Linked DNA regions of Homo sapiens: region 2 is linked to region 1. The links are chromatin loops, found by intact Hi-C in ENCODE. Cell type or tissue: K562. All regions are shown on one strand. Links, peaks and the distances in the headings refer to the core of each region. The heading gives the core; the rest is flanking DNA. Region 1 overlaps LOC124902479 (a long non-coding RNA gene). Region 2 has its middle 78 kb from the start of PCGF5.

Region 1 (16,512 bases), core at 4,598-12,597:
TCCTCTGTCTCTCCCCTTCAATTACAAGAAGAAAGAAAAATCCTCCCAGGTGTCACATCTCTTTCAGACTCAGGTCTTTTCCACTTCTCTACCCCAGGCTCCTGCCCTTTCTTCTTTGAAAAGCTCGTTTCCTGCATCCCAGAGTGTTTACTTGCACTTTGTCCCATGTCCTCACACTTCCCTTTCAGCATTTTCCTTAGCAATTCAGCCTATACTTTCCAAAATAATTTGGGATGAGAAAAGTCTGCTCCACTAGGGCATGAATTTTAACACAGTTAAACAGACTCTAACAAAGTTTTGAGAAAGATGAATGAAACTTAGTTTTGAAGCTCCTTTTGGGCACTAATGAATGCTTTAACATGAAAATGTTTTCTAGGATGGAGTATATCGACCCAGGATTGGTTTGCTCCTCTTCGTCCCAATTGCCTCTCTCTTAGTTCAAGTTCTGGTCAGCTTCCACCCGAACTATGACCTCAGCCTCATAATGAATCTCCATGTTGCCAGTCTCTATTCTTCAGTTCTATTTGTGACATAATTTTTTAAAGCTTGAACATGAATCTTATCTTATCAACCCCCATTTCTCTTAACAACCTTTGATGATTCCCTGTTACCTAGAGGAGATGCCTCATACCAACAAGACTCACAAAGTCTTTTAGAATCGGGCCCTAGGACCTTATTTTCGACCCATTTGTAAACCTGGTGGCCCAACTACATCAGACTCTTCTCTATTCTCTGAGACCACCAAGAACATGATGTCCACATGCTGCTGCAAATGGTGCTCCCTTTAATTGAAATGCTGTATTTCTGCTCTTTTATCTAGCATGTCCTTATTTTTCCTTCAAAATCCAAGGCAATGTCATGTCCTCTGTGGAATCTTCCATCTTCTCCTACTTGGTTCCTCCCTCATCTGTATTTCTGTAATACTTCTCATAATTATTTAAGATGTTTTTCTCCCTCATTAGACTGTAAGCTCTTGGAGGGCATGAAGCTTATTTATCTTACAAGGATCAGTCACAGTGTCTGATATATAGTGAGTGTTCACTAAATGCTTAGTGACTGAAAGAAGAAGCCATTAACACCTTAACTCAGGGGTCCCCAACCCCCAGGCCACAGACCAGTACTGGTCCGTGACCTGTTAGGAACTGGGCCACACAGCAGGAGGTGAGTGGCAGGTGAGCTTCATCTGTATTTACAGCCACTCCTCATTGCTCGCACCACCTGAGCTTCACCTCCTGTCAGATCAGAGGTAGCATTAGATTCTTATAGGAGCACAAACCCTATTGTCAACTGTGTATGAGAGGGATTTAGGTTGCACACTACCTTGTGAGAATCTAATGCCTGATGACCTGTCACTGTCTTCCATCACCCCCAGATGGGACCGCTGAGTTGCAGGAAAACAAGCTCAGGGCTCCCACTGATTCTACGTTATGGTGAGTTGTATAATTATTTCATTATATATTATAATGTAATAATAATAGAAACAAAGTGCACAATAAATGTAATGTGCTTGAATCATCCCGAAACCATCCCCCACCCGTGAAAATTGTCTTTCATGAAACTGGTCTCTGGTGACAGAAAGGTTGGGAACTGCTGCCTTAACCCCTATGACTAGGCAGTTAGTCATTTGGTAGCTTCTAGAAAGTACGTTGTCCTCTTTTTTCAGTGAGCAGTATCTTCCTAACTGTAAACCTGATCAAGCCACTAATTTCAATTGTTTTCCACTGACCCCGATGTAAAGACATAGTCTTACATAGTTCCTCATCATGGTGTACATCATCCTTCATGATCTGTTCCTTTACCTACCATTCCAGCTTCAGTTGTTGTCATCCTCCAACTTTTCTCCAACTATACTGAAACATTTCAATGCCCTGAAGCAAACCCTACTCTCTAAGTCTGAGCCTTAGCATTTGCTCCTTGCTCTGCCTAGAAGGTCTTTCCTGCCTTTTCCTTCTCCTCCATGGCTGTACATGCAGGACAGACAGATTGAAGGAGGCCTCTCTGAGTTCTTTTGCCTTGGACTGGACTAGGCTAAGTGCTCTTCATGTCCTCCCATGGCACTTATCATGCTGTGATCTCTGTCTCTGCTGTAGTCCCAGCTCTACCCCCACTCTAAGCTCCTCTGGGACAAAAATTGTCTTTTTCACCTTTTTACCAATGATGGGTGCATAGGCTATGGCATAAACTAGATGTTCAATAAATGTCTGATGAGTAAAACATCATGATAAAGTGAAAGAAATCTGATATATACAATTTACGCAACTATGTGAATGCTTAACTCTCTCATTTGCCATTTGAAGAGATTCTTTTAAAATTAATATATGCAATAGTCAGCATAGTCAAGAAATAGAAATCCTGCTAGGTATTTCAAACAGAGGGGATTTAATACAGGGAATTTTTTCACAGATGTTGGAAGGCTGGAAGAGCAAAACAGGAAGTTGAAGCAACTGGTTATTAATACTTGTTGGAAGAAGTTATTTCCCCCAGGGCTGAGGTAAAGCAGCTACCACCCTGAGGACACTAGACAAAAAGTGAGATTACCAGAACCTAGTTGCTCAGAAGGAGAAAGGGAAAGAAATTCAACCATATTAAAGACACACATGATTGTAGGATACATCCCAATGCCAAAAATGTTAAAATGTAAAGGAAAAAAAAGACATGGTATTAACTGATAGACTGTCAAGAATATGAAAGAAATCCAGGCTGGCTAGGGGAATCTAGTACGTTTAGTCATATGAAATTGTGAATATTTTTCCATTTTGGCCTATATAAATGAGTTTCATATGTTTCAACCTAATATTTGGGGAGGCAAGAGGCTAACTGTAGAGTACCCTTGTCCTGGGCTTCTATCTCTCCGAGGTCCATTGTCCTGAGCTGTCCCTTCTCTTCATAGCTTCACCCACTCTCCTTCTGAAATTCATGGTAATAAGTTTATATGTGCTCAGGGGCTGGAGGACTTGAGGGCAGTGCAAAAACAACCATTTGAAAACATTAGTAATTTTAAAGTCAGATATTCTTAAGAAGGGGTTACATAAGTACAAAAAAGAACAAGTAGCATTTTATTGAATGTTTACAATCCTCCTCTGCCAAGTGTTTATCACATTATCATATTCATTTTATTCCCCAACAAACTCAGCTATGCAATAAGAGCTGACTCTTTTACGGTGCTTAATATGTAACAGTCATCATTTTAAGCCTGTTGACTTAAACTTGACTCATGCACTTGCTTCTCTTTATAAGCCTGTAAGGTAGGTGTTAGTTTGAATCATTTGAAATCACTGACATTCGACTGTTTTTGACCTACAAAATAGCAGTTTAAAGTAGTTCAATTTAATACAATCATTTTTGAAGAAATGACTACAGAAGAAGAAATTGAGGCATATGGCGGTTAAATAACTTTCCCAAGGTCGCGCAGCTGGTAAGTGGAGGAGCCAGGATTCAAACATAGGCAGTCTGTGCTCTAAACTATTACACCCTACTGCCTGTCCATGGGTACCATTTTATCCTCATTCACAAATGAGTGGAAACTGAGGCTTTGGACAGTTAAGTTACCTTGGCCAGAGCCCCAGAGCTGGGAAATGGTATAGCTGGCCTTCTGGGTCTAACTCCAGAGCCTCCGCTCTGCCCATGTATTATTCCACAGCCATGAATTCCCTGCAAGGAGTGCCTGGAATGGAAAGGGGGTGAATTCTCCTGGCTAATTACTCGGATATATTCATCATCCTGGTTGAGTAGATATTTGCAAAGCTATTTTATTAGATATAACTGAAAATATTGCCTCATAGATTCCCCCAACCCCACCCCAGAAAGATAACAGATATAATGCAAATAATGACATTGCAAATTACCACTGGGGTTGTCTAGACCCTTCTTCCAAAGGCCACCATCAATACATTCTGGATTCCTTTTTGGGAACTGACTTCCAAGCAACGTGCTCACATGTTGAAGATTCTCAGCATGGAAAGATTCCCCTTTCTTCTACTTCCTTTTTTATAAATCCTGGATTTATTAAGCACATCCTGTGTGACAGGCCTTGTGTTAATTGATGAGGATTCAGCAGCAAATAAAATGGACACGGCCTGCTTTCACTGTGTTTTCAGCCTATCAGGGAGGAAAGACATTATAGGAATATTAACAATAATATGTTTTGATGGAGTAATACAGGGAGCTCCGGGATCATAGAGCTGGGAGATTTAATTCAGTCTGGGGCAGTGGTACCCAAAGTGTGGCCTGCAGACCAGCACTATTGAGAATACCTTGGAGGCTGTTTAAATGCAAATTCTTGGGCCCCATCCCAGACCTACTAAATCACAATTTGGTGAAGGGGACAGAGATGGGAAGAGGGAATTTATAGTTGAAAAAGCTCTCCAGGTGATTCTCATGCATACTGAAGTGTGAGAAGCCCTGCCACCCGGGTCTGCATGGTCTAAATAGGGAAGTAACATTTACTCAGTCTGGAAGGGTGAGTAGGTCAGATGCAGGAAGGTGAGAGAAGGCTGTTCTAGCCTGAAGGGAAAGTCTGTGCCAAGATCAGGAAGTCCAAGAAAACCAGATCCATGGGAGGAGCTGGTGGTATGTGGGGAACACAGGGGTTAGAGATGAGGAGCCATAGAAGGAAAAAAGAGAAACAGAAGGTGGGAGAATGGGATCCTATGAGCTCTCATAAAAAATAAGGTGAGGAAGGAATAGTAAGATGAAGTGTAAGTGACCAAACTTACACTAATCTTATAATAACCCAGCTGTAAAAGCAACATCATAATTTAGAGAGAGTCAACATCTCTGAGGCTACTCTTAAGAGAATTAAGGACTCCATGAACATTTGCTGTTGAGCTGTGTGTGGGAAGAACTGCCAATCAGTCCTCACTCCCTTTCCCTTTCCCACAGAAGCAGACACTCTGAACCTAAATTAAACCAGTTTGAGTTAAATGAGTTCTTCCTGGTCTTTCTAGGGAGCATTTGTTAATGGGTTGCCCCAGGTGGAACCAGAGGGCTTAGTTGTCTTGCCAGGGAGAAAACAGGTGTCTCTCAATGTGAATTCAGACCACACTCTCCCTGAGACAGTCCATGTGCCTAATTTAGCAGGTCCGTGACTAAAAGGGCTGCTATGCCTGCAGCTTGAAATTAAATGGAATTGTGGCCCAAAGGAGCCACATCTATCCATGGTGATGGTATTAAAAAACAAAACAAAACAAAAAGATTTGGGTGGCAATGGGCATTTCTGATCACCCAGCAGCGCTATTTCAGACTGAAAGCAAACTTGAGGCCTTGCATGGGGAAGAAGGATGAATCCAAAGAATAAGACTTCTCCATGTAGGTAAGAATGGGGAGTCCAGGTGCTGTGGCTTTCGCCTGTAATCCCAGCACTTTGGGAGGCCAAGGTAGGAGAATGAGGAGTTCGAATTCAGCCTGGGCAGCATAGCGAGACCTTGGCTCTACGAAAAAATTAAAAAATTAGCTCAGCATGGTGGCAAGTACCTGTAGTCCCAGCTATGTGGGAGGCTGAGGCAGGAGCATTGCTTTAGCCTGGGAGAGCAAGGCTGCAGTGAGCTATAATTGTGTCACTCCACTCCAGCCTGGGCAACAGAGTGAGAGCCTGTCTTGAAAAAAAAAAAAAAAAGAAAAGAAAAAGAAAGAAAGAAAAAGAAAAGAAAAAAAAAGGGTGGGGAGGTGGACAAAAATTTAGACAATACTTAAGGTGATTGGGGAGGGGGCTCAAAGTAAACCAAGTCAGGAGTGGGAGAGAACCAGGGAGAGGAACTCACTGAGGAGAGGAGTCTAAGTTTTCAGGTACCCATACTGTGAAAACTCAAGAAAGTTAAAAGTAAGTGAGACCTCTAGCCTTACGGAATGGCATGGTCAATGTCAGAAGAGAATTGGAATGAAGGTGGGGGTCCTTACCTATAATTCCCTCTGACATTGACTTACTGTTCTGTGCTTTCATGTGTCCATGTCTACAAAGCCTAGTGTGGAGAGTGAAAAGGCAGAAAAATGGAGCACTGCCCACCTGTATCCTTATTTGATACAGAGGAGAAGTTGCACATCTTTGCGTGTCTGCACCCAGTGGATTCTGAGTGACCAACCAGTACCTTTGGAAAATAGATCCCTGGCAGATGTGGTAGAAGGAGTATTCCCGGAGGGTAAACTCTGGCTAAAAGTGTAAAACCAAACCCTTTTCTTACCCCATAGTTTGGACAAAATGCCCTCTGAAAGACAATAGGGGAGGCTGGACATTGGGGTAACAACTGATTGCCTTGCTGTTGCCTTGCCTCTCTAAGGAGAGGACACTTGGCACTCCAGGCCTTTGCAGATGCACATCTGAAAGTACAGAACACATGATCCCAGAGATCTGGGGCTTGCATAGCCACCTCCTCCTCAGTGGTCATTGACTATCCAGTTGGTCAGCACTCCTCACTGAGCTCTCAATATACCCAGAGCAGGAGGGCATCTAGACTCTGTGAAGATACAAAAGATAAAAAACAAGAAGACTTAGCTTCTTGGAGGAACCTGTGCACAGGGCCTAGTGGTTTGTGGGTGTTTTGTTTTTAATCAGTGACTTTTCCAGTGACAGTTTCCTTGATATATTTCAGAATCTGCTCATTTTGTACTGTTCTTCCCATCCCCCACAAGGAAGGAACAGATTCTTTACCCCCAAGTAGGGTTGCCAGATAAAATCCTGGACATACCATTAAATTTGAATTTTGAATAAATATCAAATAATTTTTTCATATAAGCGCGTCCCAAATATTGCAGAAAAATCAAATTACAGAGTGTCCTGTATTTTCATTTGTTAAACCCTACTCCCAAGGGATGCCTGTTTCTATTCTTGTGAGTGGTTCATTTTGGTTCTTTCTCTTAGGTTGAGATTAACTGGTGATCACTGGTTTTATTACATATGAAAACTTTCGGCACGGTCTTTACCGAAATGGAGGAAAAAAAGTGATTCTTTCTTAAGTTCTTTGGTTAGACTATTCAATAGGCACATTTTTTGTTCTTATCTAATATGGCAGTCTAGTAAGAAAATTGAGGAAAAATGCAGGATTACTAGCTCCCCATGAACCCCTTTCCTCCCTCTGCCCAAGTCTTAACTATACAGCATCACGATGTAAATGGAGGTAGACAAGGAGAGCACAGATGACACCAAAGCAATGCAATCTGAAACTATCAAAAGTTCCACTTCTCACACCACAAACTCCTTTGTTGGTTAGTTGTGAGTGGGTATTTATAGAACTAGCACTGTACTTTCATTTTGAGACAGCAGCTTGCTTTTAGCCTGAGCAATAATTAGATAAATTATTCCCTTCACTTCAGATTATTAGTGACTAAAACTCTGCCTAGAGATTTTTGAAACTTTGATCAGCATAAACTGGAAAAACAGTCACTTAAATGCTGCAAGTGATTTTCCATCTTGTAGGAGGTAGAGATATCAATAATCCTGCCAGGGTAGAGTCTCTCTTTATCAGACCCACCAGCCAGGTATCTTTTCACAAATGTAAAGCAAGTACCTACCCATTGCTTCTTGCTGGAAAAACAAAAAGAGGAAAGTATCAAGTTACCATCAAATGGGATGTTGTTCAGACTAGAAGCTCATTGTTCTGTTTGGAAATACAAACTGTGTGTTTGCTAGAGTCAGAGCTGCTTCTCTGCATACTTTTTTGGTCCTGGGGCTTGCTTTTTTGGGTCCAAGCTGAAGAATTGGATATAGAAAAGAGAAGAAAAGCATGAGATCCAAATCTCATGCTAAAGGAACTGGATGGAGTTTGGCACAGCTTAGCTCAGACTGGACCACTGCTGTCACATGCACGTTGTTATTTGAGACTGAATTACACAGAATGCACTGATGTTGGACTCTGATATGCAGTGATGTAATTGTCATGTTGAGGCCTACAGGGCAAGGCCACCCCCTAGTGGTAGGGGTTGGGATTGCTTCTTATGGAAGAAAAAATTACCACTGAATCATTCCAAGAAAAACCAATTATATCATGATTAGGTTAAACCTTAAATAGCAGTGGCTGAAATACACAAGGGTGTGCTTCTCTTTCTAAAAGGACATCTAGAAGTAGGCATTCGGAGCTATTCAGGTAGATCCTTGTTTCCCAAGGACTCAGGATTCCTTCTTCCTGCTTCATTAGCCTCAATGAATGGCTTGTTCTCAGGGTCACAGGATGGCTGCTGGAGCTCCAGCCATCATATCCACATTGAAGCCTAGAAGGAAGAAAGATGAAAGAGGAAAAATTAATAGCATGTGTGAGTGTATGTGTATTGGAGTGAGACCTCCTCACTGATTCTCCCTTTAAATAGCTTTTCTGACATTCCCCCAAACACTTCCACAGCTGGCTGAGGAATTGAGAAATGAAGCCTGTTATCTGGGCACTTTACCCTCCTAAGTAAATCAGGGTGCTTTTTACTAAGAAAGCGGGGGAATGAATGCCAGGCAGCAGTAGTAGTTTCTACCTCTCTGGGAAGCCAGCCTGAAACTAGAGGGACAGAGAAGTCTTTTCTCTCTCAAAGCCATTTGACAGCTGGGCCCAAACTTTCTGGTGGCAGACATGTGCTGGACTCTCATGTGGAGCTGGACCTGCTACTGAGAATGGCTCTGGTAGGTGTGTTTCAGGTAGCTGCTTTGCCAAAAGTTGAAATTACCTTTGAGGCTGAGCTTTCCTTCCATTATCCATAAGCCTTTGAAGAAGTTTTGTTAATTGTCTGGTGGTGATATGGTTCGGCTGTGTCCCCATGCAAATCTCTATCTTGAATTATAGCTCCCATAATCCCCACATGTTGTGAGAGGAACTAGGTGGGAGGTAATTGAATCATGGGGGTGAGTTTTCTCGTGCTGTTCTCATGATAGTGAATAAGTCTCATAAGATCTGATGGTTTTACAAAGGGGAGTTCCCCTGCACATGCTCTCTTGCCTGCTGCCATGTCAGACGTGACTTTGCTCCTCATTCAACTTCTGCCATGATTGTGAGGCCTCCCCAGCCATGTGGGACTGTGAGTCCATTAAACCTCCTTTTCTTTATAAATTACCCAGTCTTGGGTATTTTATTAGCAGTGTGAGAACAGACTAATACAATAAATTGGTGCTGCAGAAAGTGGGGAGCTGCTGTAAAGATACCCAAAAATGTGGAAGCAACTTTGGAACTGGGTAATGGGCAGAGGTTGGAACAGTTGGGGCTCAGAAGAAGGTAGAAAAATGTGGGAATGTTTGGAATTTCCTAGAGACTTGGAGGGCTCAGAAGATAGGAAGATGTGGGAAAGTTTGGAACTTCCTAGGGACTTGTTGAATGGCTTTGACCAAAATGCTGACAGTGATAGGGACAATAAAGTCTGGGCTGAGGTGGTCTCAGATGGAGATGAGGAGCTTGTTGGGAACTGGAGTAAAGGTCGTTCTTGCTATGCAAAGAGACTGGTGGCATTTTGCCCCTGCCCTAGAGATCTGTGGAACTTTGAACTTCAGAGAGATAACGTGGGGTATCTGGTGGAAGAAATTTCTAAGCAACAAAGCATTCAAGAGGTGGCAGGGCATAAAAGTTCGAAAATTTTGCAGCCTGATGATGCAGTAGAAAAGAAAAAACCATTTTCTAGGGAGAAATTCAAGCTAGCTACAGAAATTTGCAGAAGTAACAAGGAGCCAAATGCTATTCGCTAAGACAGGGGAAAATGTATCCAGGGCATGTCAGAGAACTTCATGGCAGCCCCTCCCATCACAGGCCTGGAGGCCTAATCAGAAAAAATGGTTTTGTGGGCTGGGCCCAGGGCCCTTCTGCTGTGTGCAGTCAAGGGTCTTGGTGCTCTGTGTCCTAGCTGCTCCAGCCATGGCTGAAAGAGGCCAAGGTACAGCTCGGGCCATGGCTTCAAAGGGTGCAAGCCCCAAGCCTTGGCAGCTTTCATGTGGAGCTTGTCCTGTGGGTGTGCAAATGACAAGAGTTGAGGTTTGGGAACCTCTGCCTAGATTTCAGAGGATGTATAGAAACACCTGGATGTCCAGGCAGAGGTGTGCTACAGGGGCAGAGCCCTGATGGAGAACCTCTGCTAGGGCAGTGCAGAAGGGAAATGTGGGGTTGGAGCCCCCACCCAGAGTCCCCACTGGGGCACTGCCTAGTGGAGCTATGAGAAGAGGACCACTGTCCTCCAGACCCTAGAATGGCGGATCCACTGACAGCTTACACTGTGAGCCTGGAAAAGCTATAGACACTCAATGCTAGCTCATAAAAGCAGCCAGGAGCGGGGCTGTACCCTGCAAAGCCACAGGAACAGAGCTGCCCAAGATCATGGGAGCCCACCTCTTTCATCAGCGTGACCTGGATGTGAGACATGAAGTCAAAGGAGATAATTTCCGAGATTTAAGATTTGGCTGCCCCACTGGATTTTGGACTTGCATGGGGCCTATAGCCCCTTTGTTTTTGTCAATTTCTCCCATTTGGAATGGGGGTATTTACCCAATGCCTGTACCCCATTGTATCTAGGAAGTAACTAACTTGCTTTTGATTTTACAGGCTCGTAGGCAGAAGGGATTTGCCTTTTCTTAGATGAGACTTTGGACTGTGGACTTTTGAGTTAATGGTGACATGAGTTAAGACTTTGGAAGACTATTGGGAAGGCATGGTTGGTTTTGAAATGTGAGCACATGAGATTTTGGAGGAGCCAGGGGTGGAATGATATGGTTTGGCTGTCTCCCCACCAAAATCTCATCTTGAATTGTAGCTCCTATAATCCCCACATGTTGTAGGAGGAACCTGGTGGGAAGTAATTGAATCATGGGGGCGGATTTTCCTGTGCTGTTCTCATGGTAGTGAATAAGTCTTATGAGATCTGATGGTTTTATAAAGGGCAATTCCCCTGCACACACACTTTTGACTGCCATCATATAAGATGTGCCTTTGCTCCTCCATCACCTTCTGCCATGATTGTGAGGCCTCCCCAGCCATGTGAAACTGTGAGTCCATTAAATCTCTTTTTCTTTATACATTACCCAGTCTTGGGTATGTCTTTATTAGCAATGTGAGAACAGACTAATACAGTGGAGCTCTGGAAAGTTGATGTAGGGGGTAGGTAAGCATGTCTGGAACTCAGTGTAGGAGGGCTATGTCTCCTTCCCCAAAGCTAGAAGGGTGGCATCTGTTGCCTAACAGAGATTGGCCAGGGAGAGTTGCTGGAGGTTATCAGAGCTCCCTGGGGTGTTTGGCTGAGGCAGTGGCTTGGCAGCTTGAGGAGGGGCCCTGAGCAAAAACACGTGAGCAGGTCAGACATGTTTCCAAACACACTTAGGATGAGCAACCTGGTTTGCTTTGGACTGAGAGGTTCTTGGACCCCAGAACATTCAGTGGTAAAACCAGGAAAGTCCTGGACAAGCTGGGATGAGTTGGTCGTCTTAATAATACACATAAGAAAGCATCTTATAGGGATCTTTAGAATTGCCTTAGGGGCCAAGGACTAAGTGCCTGCCATGTGGCAGCTGGCAGCTCAGAGTCACTGCAATCTTATTTTTACTGGTATGCAATGTGGGAAATTTATTTTGATGATGCCTAAAGTTTCTGATTTCGCAAACTATATGTCTCAGAAATAAACTGTGTCTGCATTGGATAAGAGAAGAGCAACAATTTAAAAGGCCAGAATAAAAATGGCAATAAGTAAACGAAATAAAGTGGAAATGTCCAAGTCCCATGACACTGCATACAGACCTACCACCCAGAACTCAGCTTGTGCCTTCTCTCCAAGCTCGTCTCCTACCACCACCCTCCTGTGTGACTCCCTCTTCTACTGCTACAACAGAATGCTACAGACTGGGGTAATTTATAAAGAAAAGAGATTTGTTTGGCCCAGACTTCTGGAGGCTGGGAATCCAAGATTGAATAGCCACATCTGGTGAGGGTTTTCTTGTTCCATCATAACATGGTGGAAAGCACCCCATGGCTAGGAAGTGTACACACAAGATGACACAGGAAATTGGGCCAAACTCATCCTTTTATCACGAACACACTCTCTCATTAACTAAGCGACTCTCTTGATAATGGCATTAGTCTATTCATGAGGGCAGAGCCTTCATGACCTCATCACCTTTTAAAGGTCCCATTGTGATACCATCACAATGGCAATTAAATTTCAACATGAGTTTTGAAGGGGACATTCAAACAATAGCACCTGGCAAACATCACCTTGCCAGCCCTGTCATGTCCTGAATGCATTATGCTATTATGCACATCTCTGCCTGGAATGCCTTTCCCTCCTTCATGAACCTGGTGAACCCCGACTGTTCCCTCTAATTTGCAGCTTAAGAGTCATTTCTGTGGAGGCTTCTCTGGCCCTCCCCAGGCAAAGCTTAGTACCACCTCCCTTCAGCTGCCTGTGCACCCTGGCGTGTCTCACGACACTGCATCCCAATGGCAGGCTTGGAAATGGTCTGCCTCTTTCATGGATCAATTAGCTCCCTAAACCTAGGAAGTCCTTACCTTGTAGCAGAACTTCAGGAACACGGTATATATAATAGACACTTACTAGCGTTAGTTAAGAGTCCATCAGTGTGTGTGTGTGTGTGTGTGTGTGTGTACATATTTACATTTATATTTATTGGCTCTTTTCTATTCAGGGCATCAGAATGCTGACTGAAATTCTCAATTGGATCTACTCTGTTCAGATTCACGTGTTAAAATACACAAATGATTCATTTAACCTGAGACTTTATAAATACACAAGAAAAAATTCATTAGAAATGTTATCCTCATAATAACTAAAACTTACAAACCCAAGAAAAGAATTCATTAGAGATATTATTATTGAAAATAACCAAATCTGTGATGTGGGATGAACTGTTATTTTTCCCCAACAGTTAAACCTAAGAAGATATATATGAAAAATAACTAATATTTCAGAGTATGTTCAGATACTAACTTTTCATTGCTTCTCACTCTGGAATTAGAAAAGTATTTAAATGAACATGACTGATGCATTAGAAAAGACAGAATAAGTTAGGCTTTGTTAAGAAAATAAAACCAAAAACAAAACCCAAAGCTCAGAGATTTAACAGAGTGAAGGCTTATTTTCTCCTCCCTGCTGATGGGACCACTTTACACATATTGCCCTCAAGGGCACCATGACAAGAGGAGAGCCCAGGATGATCCCACAGGCAAGTTCCCTTCCCATTGGCCAGAGCCCTGTCACATGGCCCCAACCTACCCAGTAAGAAATGCAGAGCAGCCCATGGCCAATGAGTTGAGAGTCACAGTGCCCCAGGGAAGGAGATTCTGACCTGGAGATTAGCACACAACTCATCTACTAGAGAGTGCTGTCGGAGATATAGCTATGGAAGGGAGGGAAAGGAAGCAGGATTGGGCAGAGGGAGAGGTCAAGCCTCAGGGTCATCTCAGGGGTCTTAGCTGCTATTGTGGGGAGTTCTGAAGATGAGATAACTTCAGGGCTATTCTGAGTTGGGACAAAAGGGCTAGACCTTGGTATCCCTAAGTTGGTCGGTCAGTCATTGGAAACGATGTGACCCTGAGTGAGGCAGCTCAACTAAAGCAATTTCAGAAGGGATTCACACCTGAGGGCTAAGCACCAGCAGCTGGGGAGTAAGTCCTGCTCACACCCCTGATGGAGGATCAGGGAGGCTCTTCTCAGCACTCCACAGTGCGCATGACAGTGTCTTCCGAGCAGATAGCTCTGAACAGATTACATCTGAATGTGGCCACGTATGAATCCTCTTTCATCATTCTGACATCAATTGCTGGACTTGGCCTGTGAACCACACCAGTTGTCTTGCTAGCAGTTCCACTACGCTCAGGCTTAAAGGACCTTCTTTATCCCTAGCTGCTGTAGCTGTCCCTACTGACTACTGCACAGACTCAGGCACTGCTGAGCTCCAAAACAAAACAAAATGTTCCGCAAAATTCCTGCTGGCCACTTGGTCAAAGGATGGTCTCTCTTCATCCGTCTTTGCTGAGCTCACTATAAATCATGGATATCTGTCTCTCTTTGAGCTGTCTCTGGCTACGATGGGCCAGGACCCTTCAGAGAGCCTCTTTCAGGTTGGACTTCCTAATCAGCATCGTGGAACATCCACTCCTCCAGTAATAGAAACCATATTTGATTTTTCTGTTTAACCATTTCATGACCACTACACACCAGTTACACTGGAAACAGTGTAACTCTGTTGAGAATCACCTGTGCAACTTCAGCATTTGTTTACTGGGTCTCCAGTAGCAGAGGATGTTGAGCTCAATCCTCATGTTCAAGAGGATGCTACTAGGGCCTCACTTTTACTTGGTCTAACCACATGCTTTTTGTGGAGGCAATAATAATATGACTGGCATTTACGGCAAAGCGTTTTATACATGATAACTTAATTTTCACAACTACTCTATGCAGAAGCACTATTTCCTGATTTACATTTAAGAAAGTCAAGGCATAGATAGCTTAAGAGACTTCCCCAAGGTCACATGAGGCATAAATGGGGGAATTAGTATTTTAACCCGGGTAGTCTTACTACAAAGTTCTGGCTCATAATTACCATGTTATACAGCTTGTCAATCAATATCCAGGGCTTCTTAAAACTCAGGGATTGATGTGTCCATGGATGCAGGCCCATAAGTCAGCAATGCGTATTTCTATGGAATCCCTCATAAGGGTCATTTAATGCTTTAAATCTAAACCCTGCATGGAAAACCCAATAGGGAACTAAGCCCTAGCTGGGAACTCCCCTTGTGTGCCAGAAAATAGAAATGAGTAAATTTAGAGAGGGAGATTCCCCATTAAAAAAATGACATGCAAATTCGTGAGGCATTCCATATTTTTAAAAAATGGAGATATGTATTAAAATATAAATTTATAGAATTTAGTATTTTTAGCATGGGGCAACTTATGACTAGCTTTTGTGAATGTGTATTGTTGTACCATAAGGCAATAAGGTAGTAAAATACATTTAGACTTGGAGGAGAGACAGCAACCACTCTTTGTGGGGAGGGTGGGACAAGAAGATGGAACTGTCCCCTACCAGCATTGAGTAGGGGACAGCTCGTTTCTCTCCCGGCACAGACAGGTAGCTATATCCCTGTCCACCCCCATTTGCAAAGGAAGCCTAACTGTCTACACAGTCTCTGGCATCCTCTATGTTCAATTATCTGGTGAGAACGGGGAGACGCTTTATAAACCTGTTCTATATGCTGGACAAACCGCTCCTTTGTCTTTCGGCGTAACAGTCTGATGGACTTTCTCCACACCACATTACCTGGGGAATGGGGCTAGAAGGAAGTTTTGTGCCATGTTGCTCTGATAGGAACGCTAACCTGTCACATTGGCCCCAGTGTTAGGATACAAATAGCCCAAATGAGGCCATCCACCAAGCTTAGCAAGCCTTGCGTGGTGATAAAATGTGCTTGCAACAGGCAATATCTGGGGGCGATTTGGGCCTGACAGCTCAGCCTCCAAACCACATTTTGCATGTGTCAGGAAAATGAACACCATGTCCACTCCACGTGGTTTTAGCAATTAGACCTTTATTAATACCATGGAGCAGCTGGAACTAGAAATAGTCTCAAGTGCTTACATTCTCTGAACATACCAATTTCCAGAGTGGGTGGCAGCTGTTGAGGCCCAGGTTTATCCATCTTGGGCCAAAATTCTCATACTCTTGACCCCATGTATTGGACCTGGATTTTGTGGCTCCCCAAAAACATGGCTACAAAGCTTTGTTCTGAAAAATCAAAGCCTCCTCATTAAAGTAAGCATCTTCTCCCCCTAATCCTTTGTCCCCTCCATTGTCATTAGTTCAGATTTTAGAAAAGAACTACTCTTCCTGTACTTGGGGTTTTGTTTCTCCCCAAGTGGGAGAGTTACTGGTTCATAACGCTCTTACACCTGTCCCCTACCCAAGGCTTCTCCCTGTAACCTTGGGCCAGGCCGGACTTGACGAGAAGACAAGAATTGATCTAATCCAATTGCCTTTCCAGTGAAACAGGCTCCGTTTCCCCAGGCATCACTTACTTATGGGATGGCCGATTTCCATGCCAGGACAGCTCTGGGTATTTTGACGTTCTTTCTTGTATTCCACTTAGATCTACTCCCTTAATCTGGCCCCATCAGTTCTGTCTCATGTTATGTTCACTGAACTTAATGAAACATTGATTTTCAAGCAGACAGTTTTCTTGAGTGTACTGGTCATATGTAATCTTCATTTCCAACCACACATTTCCTCATGTTGCTCCAGGGAAAGAAGGGAAAGGGCTATTGAAATTAACTACTTCTCTCTAGTCAAGGATAAAGGCCAATTTATCCTTCAAGAATGAAGTCCAATGCTACCTTCTCCAGAAAAATAAGGTATTTATTTTCTCTATTTCTATGAATTTTGTCATATTAGGTATACTTGTGGGTTAAATTGTTTCCTTCCATAAAAGATATGTTAGTGTTCTAACTCCCAGTGCCCCAGAATGCAGCCTTATCTGGAGATGGAGTCTGTACGGATGTAATCAAGTTAAAATGAGGTCATCAGGACAGGCCCTAATTCAATGTGATTGGTGTCCTTCTAAA
Region 2 (16,512 bases), core at 4,356-12,355, 290 kb before region 1:
ACTATCCCTCAGCCACTTTCTCCTTTCAATCTTGGCGCCACCCTTCAATCTCTCCCTTCTCTTAATTTCAGTTCCTTTCCTTTTCTGGTAGAGACAGGAGACGCACTTTATCCATGGACCCAAAACTCTGGCGCCGGTCATGGACTCGGGAAGACAGTCTTCCCTTGGTGTTTAATCACACAGGGACACCTGCCTGATTATTCACCCACGTTTCAGAGGTGTTTGACCACAAGGGGATGCCTGCCTTGGTCCTTGACCCTTAGCAGCAAGTACCTCTTTTCTGGGGGGCAAGAACCTCCCAGCCCCTTCTCCTTCACCCTTAGCGGCAAGTAGTGCTTTTCTAGGGGGCAAGAACCCCCCAACCCCTTCTCTCCATGTCTGTACCCCTTCTCTGCTTTTCTGGGGGCAAGAACCTCCCAATCCCTTATTTCCACACCCCAACCTCTTATCTCTGCACCCCGATCCCTTATTTCCACGCCCCGAACTCTTATCTCTGCACCCCGATCCCTTTTTTCTGCACCCCGACCTCTTATCTCTGTGCCCTGATTCCTTATTTCCACGCCCCGACCTCTTATCTCTGTGCCCTGATCCTTTATTTCCACACCCTGACCTCTTATCTCTGCACCCCAACCCCTTATTTCCATGCCCCAACCCCTTTCCTGCTTTTCTGGGGGGTAAGAATCCCCAAACCCCTTCTCTCCATGTCTCTACTCTCTCTTTTCTCTGGGCTTGCCTCCTTCACTATAGGCAACCTTCCACCCTCCATTCCTCCTTCTTCTCCCTTAGCCTGTGTTCTCAAGAACTTAAAACCTCAACTCACACCTGACCTAAAACCTAAATGCCTTATTTTCTTCTGCAATGCTGCTTGACCCCAGTACAAACTCGACAGTGGTTCCAAATAGCCAGAAAATGGCACTTTCAATTTTTCCATCCTACAAGATCTAAATAATTCTTGTCATAAAATAGGCAAAAGGTCTGAGGTGCCTGACATCCAGGCATTCTTTTACACATTGTTCCCTCCCTAGTCTCTGTTCCCAATGCGACTCGTCCCAAATCGTCCTTCTTTCCCTCCCGCCTGTCCCCTCAGTCCCAACCCCAAGTGTCGCTGAGTCTTTCTAATCTTCCTTTCTAAAGACCCATCTGACTTCTCCCCTCCTCACCAGGCCCAGCCAGGTCCCAATTCTTCCTCAGCCTCTGCTCCCCCATCCTATAATCCTTTTATCACCTCCCCTCCTCAGACCCTGTCTAGCTTACAGTTTCCTTCCTGGACTAGCCTTCCCCCACCTGTCCAGCAATTTCCTCTTAAAAAGGTGGCTGGAGCTAAAGGCATAGTCAAGTTTAATGCTCCTTTTTCTTTATCTGACGTCTCCCAAAATCAGTTAGTGTTTAGGCTGTTTTTAATCAAATATGAAAAACCCAGCCCAGTTCATGGCTCGTTTGGCAGCAACCCTGAGATGCTTTACCGCCCTAGACCCTGAAAGGTCAGAAAGCCGTCTTATTCTCAATATGCATTTTATTGTATTACCCAATCTGCTCCCAACATGAAATAAAGCTCCAAAAATTAAATCCCAGCCCTCAAACCCCACACAGGACTTAATTAATCTCACCTTCAAGGTGTACAATAATAGAGTAGAGGCAGCCAAGTAGCAATGTTATTTCTGAGTTGCAATTCCTTGCCTCCACTGTGAGACAAACCCCAGCCACATCACCAGCACACGAGAACTCCAAATGCCTGAACTGCAGCTGCCAGGGGTTCCTCCAGAACCTCCTCCCCCAGGAGCTTGCTACAAGTGCCAGAAATCTGGCCACTGGGCCAAGGAATGCCCACAGCCTGGGATTCCTCCTAAGCCATGTCCCATCTATGCGGGACCCCACTGAAAATCGGACTGTTCAACTCACCTGGCAGCCACTTCCAGAGCCCCTGGAACTCTGGCCCAAGGCTCTCTGACTGACTCTTTCCCAGATCTTCTCGGCTTAGCAGCTGAAGACTGACACTGCCTGATTGCCTCAGAAGCCTACAGGACCATCACAGATGCTCTAGGTAACTCTCACAGTGGAGGGTAAGTCTGTCCCCTTCTTAATCAATACAGAGGCTACCCACTCCACATTACCTCCTTTTCAAGGGCCTGTTTCCCTTGCCTCCATAACTGTTGTGGGTATTGACGGCCAGGCTTCTAAACCTCTTAAAACTCCCCAACTCTGGTGCCAACTTAGACAATACTCTTTTAAGCACTCCTTTTTAGTTATCTCCACCTGCCCAGTTCCCTTATTAGGCCGAGATACTTTAACTAAATTATCTGCTTCCCTGACTATTCCTGGACTACAGCTGCATCTCATTGCTGCCCTTCTCCCAACCCAAAGCCTCAGTTGTGTACAAGCCTTACAAGTTAGTTCAGGATCTGCGCCTTATCAACCAAATTGTTTTGCCTATCCACCCCGTGGTGCCAACCCATATACTCTCCTATCCTCAATACCTGCCTCTACAATCCATTATTCTGTTCTGGATCTCAAACATGCTTTCTTTACTATTCCTTTGCACCCTTCATACCCAGCCTCTCTTCGCTTTCACTTGGACTGACCCTGACACCCATCAGGCTCAGCAAATTACCTGGGCTGTACTGCCACAAGTCTTCACAGACAGCCCCCATTCCTTCAGTCAAGCCCATATTTCATCTTCATCTGTTACCTATCTCGGCATAATTCTCATAAAAACACACGTGCTCTCCCTGCTGATCGTGTTCGACTAATCTCCCAAACCTGAATCCCTTCTACAAAACAACAACTCCTTTCCTTCCTAGGCATGGTTAGTGCGGTCAGAATTCTTACACAAGAGCCAGGACCGCACCCTGTAGCCTTTCTGTCCAAACAACTTGACCTTACTGTTTTAGCCTAGCCCTCACGTCTGCATGCAGCAGCTGCTGCTGCTTTAATACTTTTAGAGGCCCTAAAAATCACAAACTATGCTCAGCTCACTCTCTACAGTTCTCAAACCTTCCAAAATCTATTTTCTTCCTCATACCTGATGCATATACTTTCTGCTTCCCGGCTCCTTCAGCTATACTCTTTGTTGAGTCTCCCACAATTACCATTGTTCCTGGCACGGACTTCAATCTGGCCTCCCACATTATTCTGGATACCACACCTGACCCTCATGACTGTATCTCTCTGATCCACCTGACATTCACCCCATTTCCCCATATTTCCTTATTTCCTGTTCCTCACCCTGATCACATTTAGTTTATTGATGGCAGTTCCACCAGGCCTAATCGTCACTCACCAGCAAAGGCAGGCTATGCTACAGTATCTTCCACATCTATCATTGAGGCTACTGCTCTGACCCCCTCCACTACCTCTCAGCAAGCCGAACTCATTGCCTTAAGTCAAGCCCTCACTCTTGCAAAAGGACTAAATGTCAATATTTATACTGACTCTAAATATGCCTTCCATATCCTGCACCACTGTGCAAGAGATTTCCTCACTACACAAAGGTCCTCTATCATTAATGCCTCTTTAATAAAAACGCTTCTCAAAGCTGCTTTACTTCCAGAGGAAGCTGGAGTCATTCACTGCAAAGGTCATCAAAGGGCATCAGATCCCATCGCTCAGGACAATGCTTACGCTGATAAGATAGCTAAAAAAGCAGCTAGCATTCCAACTTATATCCCTCACTTTCAGTTTTTCTCCTTCTCATCTGGCCACTCCCACCTACTTCCCCACTGAAACTTCCACCTATCAATCTCTTCCCACACAAGGCAAATGGTTCTTAGATCAAGGAAAATATTTCCTTCCAGCCTCACAGGCCCATCCTATTCTGTCGTCATTTCATAACCTCTTCCATGTAGGTTACAAGCCACTAGCCCGTCTCTTAGAACCTCTCATTTCTTTTCCATCATGGAAATCTATCCTCAAGGAAATCACTTCTCAGTGTTCCATCTGCTATTCTACTACCCCTCAGGGATTGTTCAGGCCTCCTCCCTTTCCCACACATCAAGCTCAGGGATTTGTCCCTGCCCAGGACTGGCAAATTGGCTTTATTCAACATGCCCTGAGTCAGGAAACTAAAATACCTCTTGGTCTGGGTAGACACTTTCACTGGATGGCCTTTCCTACAGGGTCTGAGAAGGCCACTGCGGTCATTTCTTCCCGTCTGTCAGACATAATTATTCGGTTTGGCCTTCCCACCTCTACGGTCCGATAGTGGACCGGCCTTTATTAGTCAAATCAGCCAAGCAGTTTTTCAGGCTGTTGGTATTCAGTGAAACCTTTATATCCCTTACAGTCCTCAGTCTTCAGGCAGCCACCAACTTAAAAAGGACTGGACAATACTTTTACCTCTTTCTTTTCTCAGAATTCAGGCCTGTCCTCGAAATGCTACAGGTATAGCCCATTTGAGCTCCTGTATGGATGCTCCGTTTTATTAGGCCCCAGTCTCATTCCAGACACCAGACCAACTTGGACTGTGCCCCAAAAAACTTGTCATCCCTACTATCTTCTGTCTAGTCATACTCCTATTCACCGTTCTCAACTACTCATACATGCCCTGCTCTTGTTTACACTGCCGGTTTACACTGTTTCTCCAAGTCATCACAGCTGATATCTCCTGGTGCTATCCCCAAACTGCCACTCTTAACTCTTAAAGTAAATAAATAATCTTTGCTGGCAGGACTATGCTGACCCTCCTTAGGCACTCTCTAATCAGATGTCCTGAGTCCTCCCAATTCTTAGACCTTTAATACCTGTTTTCTCCTTCTCTTTTTCCGTTTAGTTTTTCAATTCATACAAAACCATATTCAGGCCATCACCAAGAATTCTAAATGACAAATGTTTCTTCTAACAGTCCCACAATATCACCCCTTACCACAAAATCTTCCTTCAGCTTAATCTCTCCCACTCTAGGTTCCCACACCGCCCCTAATCCCACTCAAAGCAGCCCTGAGAAATATCTCTCCATACCATCCCCCCAAATTTTTGCCATCCCAACACTTTACCACTATTTCATTTTATTTTTCTTATTAATATAACAAGACAGGAATGTCAGGCCTCTGAGCCCAAGCTAAGCCATCATATCCCCTGTGACCTGCACGTACACATCCAGATGGCCTGTTCTTGCCTTAACTGATGACATTATCTTGTGAAATTCCTTCTCCTGGCTCATCCTGGCTCAAAAGCTCCCCTACTGAGCACCCTGTGACCCCCACACCTGCCTGCCAGAGAACAACCCCCTTTGTAATTTTCCTTTACCTACCCAAATCTTATAAAACAGCCCCACCCCATCTCCCTTTGCTGACTCTCTTTTCGGACTCAGCCCGCCTGCACCCAGCTGATTAAAAGCTTTATTGCTCACACAAAGCCTGTTTGGTGGTCTCTTCACATGGACACGAGTGAAATAAAGAACAGGTAAATAAATGATTATTTCTGAGTATGTCATGGAGGCTGTTTCCAGAGGAGATTGCCATGTGAGTCAATGGACTGAGTGGGGAAGATCTGCCCTCAATGTGGGCAGGCACCATCCAATCAGCTGGGTACCTGAATAGAACAAAAAGGTGAGTTCCTCTCTCTCTCTCCTGGATTTGGGGTATACTTTTCTTCTGTCCCTTGGACATCAGAACTCCAAGCTCCAACTTTTAGGCTCTAAAACTTACCACACTCCTCCACCCCACCCCAAGTTCTCAGGCCTTCAGCTTCGGACTGAGAATTACACCACCTGCTTCCCTAGTTCCAAGGCCTTTGAACTTAGACTGAGCCATGCTACCAGCATCCCAGGGTCTCCAGCTCGCAGACAACCTGTCTTAGCCAATTCCCCTAATAAATTCCTTTTTATCTATCTATCTATCTATCTATCTATCTATCTATCTATCTATCTTCTATCTTCCCTCTCTCTCTCTCTGTAGACACACACACACACACACACACACACACACACACACACACTATTGGTCCCATATCTATGGAGAACCCTAATACTGAACCTTCCAGCTTCAGTCACCATAGGGAGATTGCTCAGTGTCAAGTCCAAAAAATTCTAACCAAAGGAGTCAAGAGTCAGTAGCCCACTTTGGATTGAGTGCCAGTTAGGTTGATGGGTCATGTACTATATACAGAGAGAGAGAGAGAAAGAGAGAGAGAGCTCCTGTGAGAAATACGGATGGGAAAGGTGGCAGTTTCTAGAAAAACAAGTATGTGAGTGTGGAGGAGACAATCCTATAGATCTCCATCCACTCTAACAATTAGCCTATTGTTTCCATAGTAAAATGGAATTTTATAAACATTAATGTCATAGAACCCATGATTCAACATTCAACCATTTGCAAATATTTTCCATTCTTTGCAAAAGCAATATCATTGGCAAGGCTAGCACAGGCTAGGTGTGGTTGTGATTTTCTTTTTGGTTGCTGTGCCAGAGGGACCCTTGCTTTTCAGGATTCCCAAGGATTAGAGCTTCCATGTGTCGAAGGTAAGGACAGAGTAAACAGGATGCATAATTCTTAGGCAGCATGAATGGCTGCAAAAAGGCCTTGAGGTTTCATCAGCCAGCATTTCTGAAGCATCTCCTATGCAGCAAGCATTCTGTAAGGTGATGCCCTCAGCAGTAGGCTGGTACCTCAATAAATATTTATGCAATAAATATTTGCTGAATGGAATATGTGTGTGGCATTTAGTGACCTTTGGTTCATTCTTGCTGAAGAGCCCAGCAGCTTCTCACATGCAAATGATGCCACAGTCACCCAAGCCCCTGTCACCACTGCAAACACAGACAGCTGCACCTTGGAAGATGGGAACCTGAAACATTTTCATGGGCTTACTTAGTTGATGGAGGTGATGGTGAAGGTGGGAGTGGAAGCTGTGGAGGTGTGGCAATTGAGAACACTGGGTCTCAAACTGTAGCATGTATTCAAATCACCTGGAAGGCTTGTTAAAACAGATTCCTGGGCTCTGCCCTAGTAGGTCCTTGGCAGGCCTGAGAATTTGCATTTCTAACAAGTTCCCAGGTAATACTGATGCTGCCGGCTGACTTTGAGAACCACAGAGCTATCAGAGTGGCCCTTCTCAAGCCTGGCTACACATTAAAAATCACCTGGTAGCCCCCTCCCCACTACCCTAGCAGAGACCAACTAGATGAGAATCTCTGGGAATTGGTCTGAGGTTATGTCTCAGCTCTACAGGTGATTCCAATGTGCATCCAGAGGCCATAATCAGTGCCTTACATCAACCAAGACAAATGTAAACATGATAGGGCAGAGAGAAGGCCCTTGGAGAGAGCCTTAGACACATGAAGTATAAGCTAAAATTCTTCTATGTCAGTTAGTTTGATTAGTACTGACTGCCAAATAGCAAAAGAAGCCCCCACAGATCCATGGGGTGGGGGGAGGCTCAGTACTTTTAAGATTTGTGAAGGGGTCCCAAGAACAAAACAATTGAGAACTAGCATTATTAGCTCTATGGTGAACAATAGGACCCTCAGGAAGTGCCAGACCTGGGAGGGAACTTGGGTACCCTACAACCGGGCTCTCATTTTACAGATGAGAAAACTGAGGCTCGGCTCTCTAGCGGTTTGCCGGCAGGTCACCCAAGGGGCAATGACAGAGCCAGCCCTGGGCTCTGATGGCAGCTTCTGTGCTTCCTGATTCCCATCCCTGGGATTGAGACCGGGACAACGCTTTTCCATAGGTGTTCCTAGATTAGCAGAGGATGCTGGGAACAGCTTTCTGTGGCTCATTCTTGCATAGAAAGAAAACCCTCCTAAAGGTTTTGGAATCTCGCCCTTCATGTTCACTGTGCTCACACAAAGCTCTTCTTTTCAGAAGCAGTTCTTTTCTCAGAACACTTCAAATGTAACAAATATACATCCATCAGCGTGGAGCGGCAATCAGCTCACTCACTATTCATTCGAGTTGGTGACCCAGGGCCTCCGCGCCCTGGAAACGCTCCACGGGGACACCGCGCCGTGCCAGAGAAGCTGGCCTCCAAACAACCCGCTGTAAACAGCTTTGCAGAGATCTTCCTCTGGAGGGCACAGATCCCTGGGATTGCTAGGATGAGGTTTCTCATTCTTTCCGAAGTAAAGGGAACTGGCAAAGTTAAAGCAGGAATGAAAGAGCTTTGATCTTATGAGGCGGAGGTGCTTATCCCAGCTGGGGTTAACAAGGAGGACATTCAAGCACTGCGAGCGGTCCACTCCTCGTTCTTGCATGCCCCAGCCCTGAAGGAAGTGGGTTGCAGCTCTCGTTACCCATCCTCCAGGTGGATCCTCTTCCTTCTGCCCGCCCTCAAAAGGCAAAGAACCACTGCGGGCTGATGGCGCCCTCTGGAGGCCGTGATGGGAAACTGTGTGCCTCAATTTTGCAGCCACGGCTGCCTTCCCCTCCCCCACTTTCCAGGGGCTCCTGCCCAGGTCGGGCTTCCCAAGGTCTCTTCCTCAGTACATTACACATACTCCTTCTTATGTGTGAGCACATAGATAGCAAAGCACCCAGAGGCACGCATACCCTTCTTTAACCCCCCGGTTCATCTCAAGTCTTACCTGTCAGTTATCTCACGTTAAAAAAAAAAAAAAAAAACAATTCCACCTCCCTCTTTTCATTCCATTTGTGTTGCCCAGAGTTTAATCACATCTGACAAGACTCACAGGGGTGTTAGTGAAAGAACTCTACCAAGGGAAAGAAACACCACCTGCAATGAAGTAAAACTGAGTGCAGTCAACAGATGTAATCCTGTAGGGCCTGGTGGGGCTGCCAGGCTCCCAGGTAGAGGAAACCACCATCGCAGTTTGCAGAAGACTAGTGGAGCTCCCGGGTCATGAGATTATTAAGTGCTAAAACCGGGACACTCCCATTAAAACTGTGGCAGTGGGTCGCCCTACTTCAAGGACTTGGTGGTCCAGAGGTTTCGCCTTCCTGGGAGATTTCTCCTTGATTCATTCGGGAGAAATGAAAGAACTGAGTGGGGAAGGAAAAATGAAAGTAAGTATTAAATAGCTCTTATAAATTACAGGAATTTGGGGAGCACCCATGCTTACGCAGACACGTAGGCAGATGTATAGAGTACACCGATTTGGATTTAATGTAGGATGACTATTGATTCCGTTTTTGAAGCATTCATACTAACAATGTCCCTTAAATAAAAGCAATCTCACATTTTTGTCAAAGAAACATTAATAATTTCCACTTATGCATGTTTGCGTAATTTCTTATTACTCTAGTTAAAAAGCTTATGCATCTCATAAAAGCTAAAAAGTAATAGCTGCTTTTAAATTTTATTTTTTATTTTTATGAGTACATAGTCGGAGTGTGTATTTATGGGGTATATGAGATGTTTTGATACAGGCATACAATGCATTATAATCACATCAGGGTAAATGGAGTATCTATCACCTCAAGCATTTATCATTTCTTTGTGTCACAAACATTCCAATTATACTTTTAGTTATTTTTAAATGTACAATAAATTACTGTTGACTGTAGTCACCCTGTTGTGCTATCACATTCTTATTTATTCTATCTAACTATATTTTTGTACCCATTAACCATCCCCAATGTCTTCCACTTCCTACTGCCCCTCCCAGCCCATGGTAATCATCATTGTGTTCTCTATCTCCATGAATTCAATTGTTTTAATTTTTAGTTCCCACAAATGAGTGAGAATATGTAAAATTTGTCTTCTGTGAATGGCTACTTTTTATTGAGCACTTGACTACTGAGAACCGCACTGTCTTTTTATCATACACAAATGATGGATGAGGAAACTGAGCCTTAGAGAGGCAGGTGACTTGCCCAAAGTAAATGGCAGAGAAATATTTGCATTCAGGTCCCTGACCACAAAGCCTGTGCTCTAAACCACACATATTAGATTTGTTTTGTATATGGTCTCTTACCTCATAAAAATAACACATTGCTTAACATTTTATAAGCGTCTCCCTCCACTGTCATCCCAATAGTCTTTCAGCCTACAATTAATCCTCCTCCAGTTTGTTTCCTGTGGCTTAGAATTTTGTTCCCTGGTAAAGGGCAAGTATCCCCTGTAAATTTCCCAGTTGACCAGGAGAGATCAGACTTGAGCTGCAGTCACACCTTGAGCTGATTTTTTTTTTTTTTTTTTTTTTATGGGGGAACATTGGCGAGAAGCCACAAGCCCTAGCTGGCAGTCATGGGACAGGGAATTGACTTCCTGAGAAAGAAACCCAAGGGACTTATACAGCATTTGGAGTACACCATAGATTTTGCCCTTTCTGAGATCACTTTTTATCTCTTTATGTTTGTTGCTTCCTGATACGGGGAACAAATTTGATGATATGGAACAGAATGAAGCTAAAAGTGAAAGGGTCTCGTTACTTTCTCCTCACCTCAAACCAACTTTCTTCTCACCTCAAACCACATGCTTCATTTTATTTTTCTGTAAATATTACCTTGAAAATAAAATTCAATCCCAAAATTTTCTACTTATTAAACTTACTCTTATACATTTATTTTAAAAAATCATTTAACTTTCACCCACATTGCATGAGATCACATTATGCTGGCATCACAACTTAAGGGAAAAACAGTAGGTTTCTCTTTTACAAATAAAGATTACAGATAAAAAAGAATATTGATTAAGCTGGAAATTCTTTAGGCTGTTTGCATTTTATTTCCATTAGCCTCTAGCAGTTAAATTCACAAATGATATTTTTCTGTGGCTCTATGCAGGGATCAAGTGTACCTGCTATCTTTTGTTGAGCATTCCTTGAGTATCTTTCTGGTTGGCCATGTCCAGGCTATGACCCCTGCAGTAGCCTGTTGATACAGTAAAGAGAAAACCAAAAGCACAGAAGTAATAGATTAAGTAACTGTAAGATGCAAGAAATGAGGATTCCCAAACCCAGAACCATCTGGTCCAGGCGATATGACTGACATATTCCCTCTTTTCTCTTCCTTGTTTGTCCACAACATGAAACCCCTAAGTTCTGAGATCTTTGGACCTGACCAGTTTCTCTCTGTGCATCATAGTCCCCAAACTCTAGAATTCCACTCGCGAAGAAAAGGCAAGACAGCCCACGGGTCTTTGAGATTATGTGCATTCCTGAGCGGCTGTATGTTGGTTCTGCAGTAAAGCAAAGGGAAAGTTAAAGAGAAACAGTAACCACAGAATACAATTTAGTGCATATTTTTGCAGATCTTTTCCTAAGCTATAATCTATTATATTCTTGAGGTTTTGTTGGACTCTTCTAAATAGGTCGAATTATCTGGTGGTTAAACAGTTGTGACCTTTCAACGACTGGATAGACAGCACATGCTTTTGTTCCTTGTCTCTAACTTAATATGTTCTTTTTTAGCTCTTACTTTTGAAGGGATTAACTTTAAACCATTATCAAGATTTCTCTTTTAAAACAACCCATTCTTTGTTACTTGAAACTCTATCACTTAAGAACTTTGAGTCTTTTTCACATTTGTATGTAGGAGGCCTTATGGGTTTTCAACCCATTTATAATGGGAACCAATGATACAGGGAAGAGGTCAACCTTAATTCAAGGCCCACCATATGGAGGCAGAGAATTTCAGATTCCTCAGCACCCAGTCACTTCACCAATAAAAACTTGGAGGGGTTGGGGAGGGGGATATGAAAGATAGGTTTTGTCAAAATGGAATTTTCTTTTTAAAAAATTGATCTGTCACTCAAAAAATATGCATTGAGCACTTCCTGTATTCCAGGCAATGTTGTAAGTACAGTGGAGATGATGGTGAGAAAAGGTGGACAAAGTCTCTGCTTATATGGAGTTTACATCCTAGAGAGGAGAGAAAGATCATAAACAAGCAAATTAATCACTTACATTACTGAAGATTTTAAGCTAGAAATATAACATATTTTTGTCATAAATTTGGATAATACAGAGGAGTATAAAGCAAGAAGTAACAGTGACCTTCCCAAGCTCCCTCCAAGTCCTTCCTGAAAGGTAACCATTGTTGCAATTTAATGTGTAATTTCTACCACGTGTATGCAAACATGTACGTTGATTGTGGGGGAGGGATCACAATGTACATATTACATGGCAACTTGCCTTTTTCCTCCTTGGCCAGGTATTAGATGCAGCTTTCCTCATCAGAACATAGATCTACCACATTCTTTGCAAGGTCATAGTGTGAATGTATGAATCCATTCCTCTATTGGCAGGCATCTTGTTTCCATTTCCTTGTCATTACAAACACTGCTGCTGTGAACACTCTTTGTATTATGTCATTTGTAATGATAGCAGTATTTCTAGGAGATAGAATCCTTCAGCTGAAAGATCTGGGTCAAAGGGCATGCATATTAGATTGATTTTGCTGATGATGAATGCATTTGAAAAACACATAGGAGGGAAAAAGAGAAGAAGAGATGAGGACTCATAAAAAGTATCAGGAAAAGCAGTGCTTAGTAAAGAGTGCAAGCAGAGCAGGATGGGAGCAGAACTGACCACAGAATGTAATTATACAATCTCTTCATCGGCCTCCCATGAATTCCCCATAAATTCCATAGCTGGACAGTTATTTCATTTAAGCTCCACAAAAATACATGTCAATGGTCCTCATTTGGTACTATTTGCCTTAACTCATAGTATGTTTTATGGAAACCCAATAAGTGTTGGTCAAATTCAAGCCATGAAATATGTATTGAATTTATCCATACATTACATTGTATTTATTTAATTCAATCAGTAAATATTCCTGGAGTGCCTGCTATGTGTCAGACACTGTGCTGAACCCTAGAGATTCAGCCGTGAATCCAGTAGAGCCCATCAAACTCAACAGCCTAGTGTGGGAGAGAGTTATCAATCCAATCCTGGAGCATAAAGTTGCCAGTGTGACATGCTAAGAAGATATCTGATATTTACAAGAGCCTCTGATGGGAGGCTTGATCCAATTGTGAAGGCCAGGAAAGTTTTCTCTGAAGAAAGTTCTCCTGAGTTGAGTTGGGAAAGGTTTGCTTATTAGGTAATGATGTATAGGCTAAGACAGGAAGGGCTGCTTGGATTTACTTAGCTATGTAGATTAAGAGGGAGGTAGGAGGGGACCTGATCCAAGCCTCAGTACGGGGATAAAATTGGCAAGGATGGGGTGAAAGAAAGCCAGGTGGGTCTGGATGGAACTTATAGTTCATGACTAAGCATGAGACTTTGTGGAACAATGTCAGCTTCACTGGAGAAGCTGATGAGGACAATGAGATCCTTAAAGAACCTGACCCTAGCACAATATCCAGCACATAGTAGGAACTTTAAAAAGATTGATTAAAAGCACAAAGGAATGATAGCTCATGACTAATTAAGCCTGAGCATTGAGCAACCATGCAGATACACCCCTGAATTTGCAGGGCTTGAAGCAAGTGTACAAATGAAGCCCACACAGCATGTGCCTAAATATTTTAAAGTTGTATATAATGCCACATCCACAGCCAACCTCTGTTCTTACCCAGTGCCCTGCAGTGTGATCCCCAGAGAATGACGCTGGTGTTCTTCCCCTGGGCACTCCTGCTGCCTGTGAACTTGAGTGATTTCAAGGCAGGTGGGGCAGAAGGTGGCCCAGGCTCCCAGGTTACCTGGACCCACCTGGACCCACTGGACCTGGGATGGAGGCTGACTTATCAAGCTGCCCAGGAAGCCAGGGTTTCCTGAAACTGTCATCCAAGCAAAGGTGAAGTAGAAGGCACAGTGATCTGTCCGCCTGGACATCCACTTGGGGTGATTTGGGGTATGTGACTTGAACCAAATGGCAGCCCTTTTACATTTCCCAGGGCAAAAACCATAATCCTTCACTTCCCCTCCCTACAGCCTCCTGTGGCCTGAGAGGCCCAATTGGATGGCATGTTCTCTTGCCCCAGTCTAGGGGTGGTGTTGATACTGAAACTGTTTCTGGATTAATAATAGCATCATTGAATTTATAGTGTAGGAGAGTTACTGCTCATATTATTCACTCAGGTCCTTCTTTTTTCTGGAGACCTCCCATGGGCCAGGCCCAGCCGGGACAATAGGGTTGAACACCAAGTCCTGGTCTGTGTGCTCAGGGAGCTTGCACTGTGGCTGGGATGACAGATTCTACACAAGCAGTTGCAATTGAGATGAGTGTCACGAGAAGGGAAGTCCAGGGTGAAGAAGAGGGGAAGCTACCTACCCATGGTCACAGGGCTAGTCCAGTGAGTGGCTGAACTATGAATAAAGCCCACCTTGGTTGGACTCCTGGATCCTTTCTCACCTCCCCATCACTGCACCATTCAACCCGGAGCTATGGGGCCGCCTTGGAGGGGAACTCCAGTGGCAGCTCCCGGACGCCCCTCAGTGAGCACATCTTGAAGAATCACAGACACCGTCCTCGGGCTCTTTCCATCTCACTTCTGGGTCAGCCCAAAGGGGAAAACTTCCCCAAACACATCCTGCCCCTTCAGCAAGTGCTCTCCAACTGCTTCCATGTGGGGAGCTTGAGAAAGGAAGGGCGTTTGATGCCGGTAGGCAGTACTGACCAGCCCAGAACAGCTGGCACCGACTCCGTGGTCGGGGCAGAGCCCTCTGCATTTAGATCAGCAGCAGATTTGGCCCATGGTGCGTCGGACAGAGCTTCACTCTCCCTCTCTACAGGCCAGCCCTCGGCTCTCAGGGGTGGCTGTTCTGAAAGACCCTGGACTGGACACCGCAAAGCAGAGCATGGGTGGCTCTCTCTTCATCTGCTTTTGCCATCAGGAGCTGGATTATGCTTGAAGGGCTGTATGTCCTCTTGCATCTGGACGAGGTAACCATAGAGAGAGCCATGTTTTCCTGGGAGCCTGGACAACCTCTGTTCCTCTGGCCATGAAGGTGGAAGAAATGCAGAGGGAGAGTCTGCTCAGATCTAGTGATAATAAAGTGTCCAGGGGCTCTGGTTGCCTGGATGGCTGGGACTCTCTTTCCAGCTTTCAAAGATATAGTCCAGGAACTAAGGAGAGAAATCTTAGGCAGAGGCTTTGTGCGGTGTGAGCTGTGCTGTGAACACCGTTCCTTCAGGCAGAGGGGTGGAGGGTGCTGTTCCCTTCTCCCAAACGAGTGGGAGTGGGGCTTCAGCAGCACCTTAGGAAGGCTTGACATGTGTGACTGCAGTTAAAGGAGGCCTTGCCCGGAGTCAACGGACCCAGAGGGATCTGAAGACTAGAGGCTGTGCCCTCGGCCAGAGGCATGGGACAGAAGAAGGGAGAGAGAGCATGGCTGCTGCGTGGATAAACACAGACTCTTCTTTGAGAATGGGTCAGTGTTGCTTGACTCTTGGGAATGGTGTGAGGACTTGCAGTTGGAATATCAGTCAGGAGCCACTTAAGAGGAATCCTGCCCAAGATGGTGGCCTATGGGAAGAGCACATCCCTGTAGAAAGAGGCTGTGGGCTCTAACCCTGGAATAGGTGAGGGTTATGGGAAACTGCCCACTGAGATGGAGGCATGGCCCCTGGCAAGGTGAGTGGCAGCTGAGAGTCAGGGAGAGGACCCTCCAGAAAACCAAGAAAGATTTCTGAGAGCTTTAAATATCAGGCAGGCCCAGATGGCCTGGAGCTGGTTTACAACCTCCTCTGCTTTCCATTCACCTTCCTCCCCAACCTTGTACCACAACTAGGAAGGAGAGGAGAGGGAGGGCAGCAGAAAACGTCCAGGGACTGCTGAAGTTTTATCAGTGGAGAGGGTCTGTGAGAGGCACAGATAAAACAAGCAAATGTTTTAATTATGTCTTTTGGGTTCCGTTAGTTCAGTGTTGCGTTTACATTTGTGGCACATTGGCTACTTGGGAGAGATTATGGGATTTACCCATACTGCAGAAGGTCAGTGGTGGAACCGAAACTGGAATTCATGGCTATGCCACTCCAGTGCCGGTGACAGGGCAGGAAGTGCAAAGGGCTCTGGAGGGGAGCAGGCAAGAACCACCTCTGGGGAGGGCGGAGAGTGGGTGGCACTGAAGAAGGCATGGCAAGGCAGGTGCTGGGGCTGGGCGTCACTGGAGGGGTGAGGGGCTGAGCTGGGGTGCTTGGCAGGGCAGCTGGTTCTGTGGGGAGCCCCTGGATAGGGCTAGTGGAAAAGGCTTTTCAGAATCCTTTCTCTCCTTCTCTCCACTCTCATCTAGAGCTTCACCCATGACCTAAAAACTCAGGTTACATTGAACTGAGGTCCCGTGCACCGGGCTGAGGCACAGAGGACCCCACTCGTCTCCATCAGCATCTATTTTCATCTTAAGCACCAACGGCACTGCCCTGGGCTCCTTGCATTGTTCGCTTTTCACCTGGACTACTGCACTAGGCTTTTTATCTGTTTCCATTTCTATCCTACCCCTACTCCCTGACAGTCTATTTTCCACCAAGCTCCCAGCGTGATCATTTAAAAATATAAATAAGATGATGTCAGTTCCCTGTTTAAAAAATCCTCTTACTGTGCTCGGAATAAAATACCAGCTTTTAAATATGGCCTGAAAGTGTCTCCGCGACCCGGCCCTACCTCTTTCTGCAGAGTCCTCTCCCAGCCCTCCTCCTGCTTCCCACTCTGGCCACACTGGCCTTCTGC

Evidence for each region. Hi-C counts contacts between places; a loop is a spot of excess contacts. Peaks named below come from ENCODE experiments on the same cell type or tissue, not always from the same donor. Only the 100,000 strongest peaks of a DNase experiment are listed, where the experiment ranks them.
Region 2: it touches region 1 in a loop (6-fold over the local background); 7 of 110 quality-filtered maps call a loop at or near these places.

Annotation. Positions count from the first base shown.
Region 1 is chr10:90,997,832-91,014,343 of GRCh38, reverse strand. All of the region lies in intron 1 of LOC124902479 (a long non-coding RNA gene), which reads left to right. Among named protein-coding and RNA genes, the nearest start is that of LINC00502, 40 kb to the left of the region's middle. In K562, for the core only: a CTCF peak has its summit at 7,895 (motif pointing left); a DNase peak (open chromatin) is centred at 7,883.
Region 2 is chr10:91,290,223-91,306,734 of GRCh38, reverse strand. No RefSeq gene overlaps it. Among named protein-coding and RNA genes, the nearest start is that of PCGF5, 78 kb to the right of the region's middle. In K562, for the core only: CTCF peaks have their summits at 8,303 (motif pointing left) and 10,051; DNase peaks (open chromatin) are centred at 8,304 and 10,024.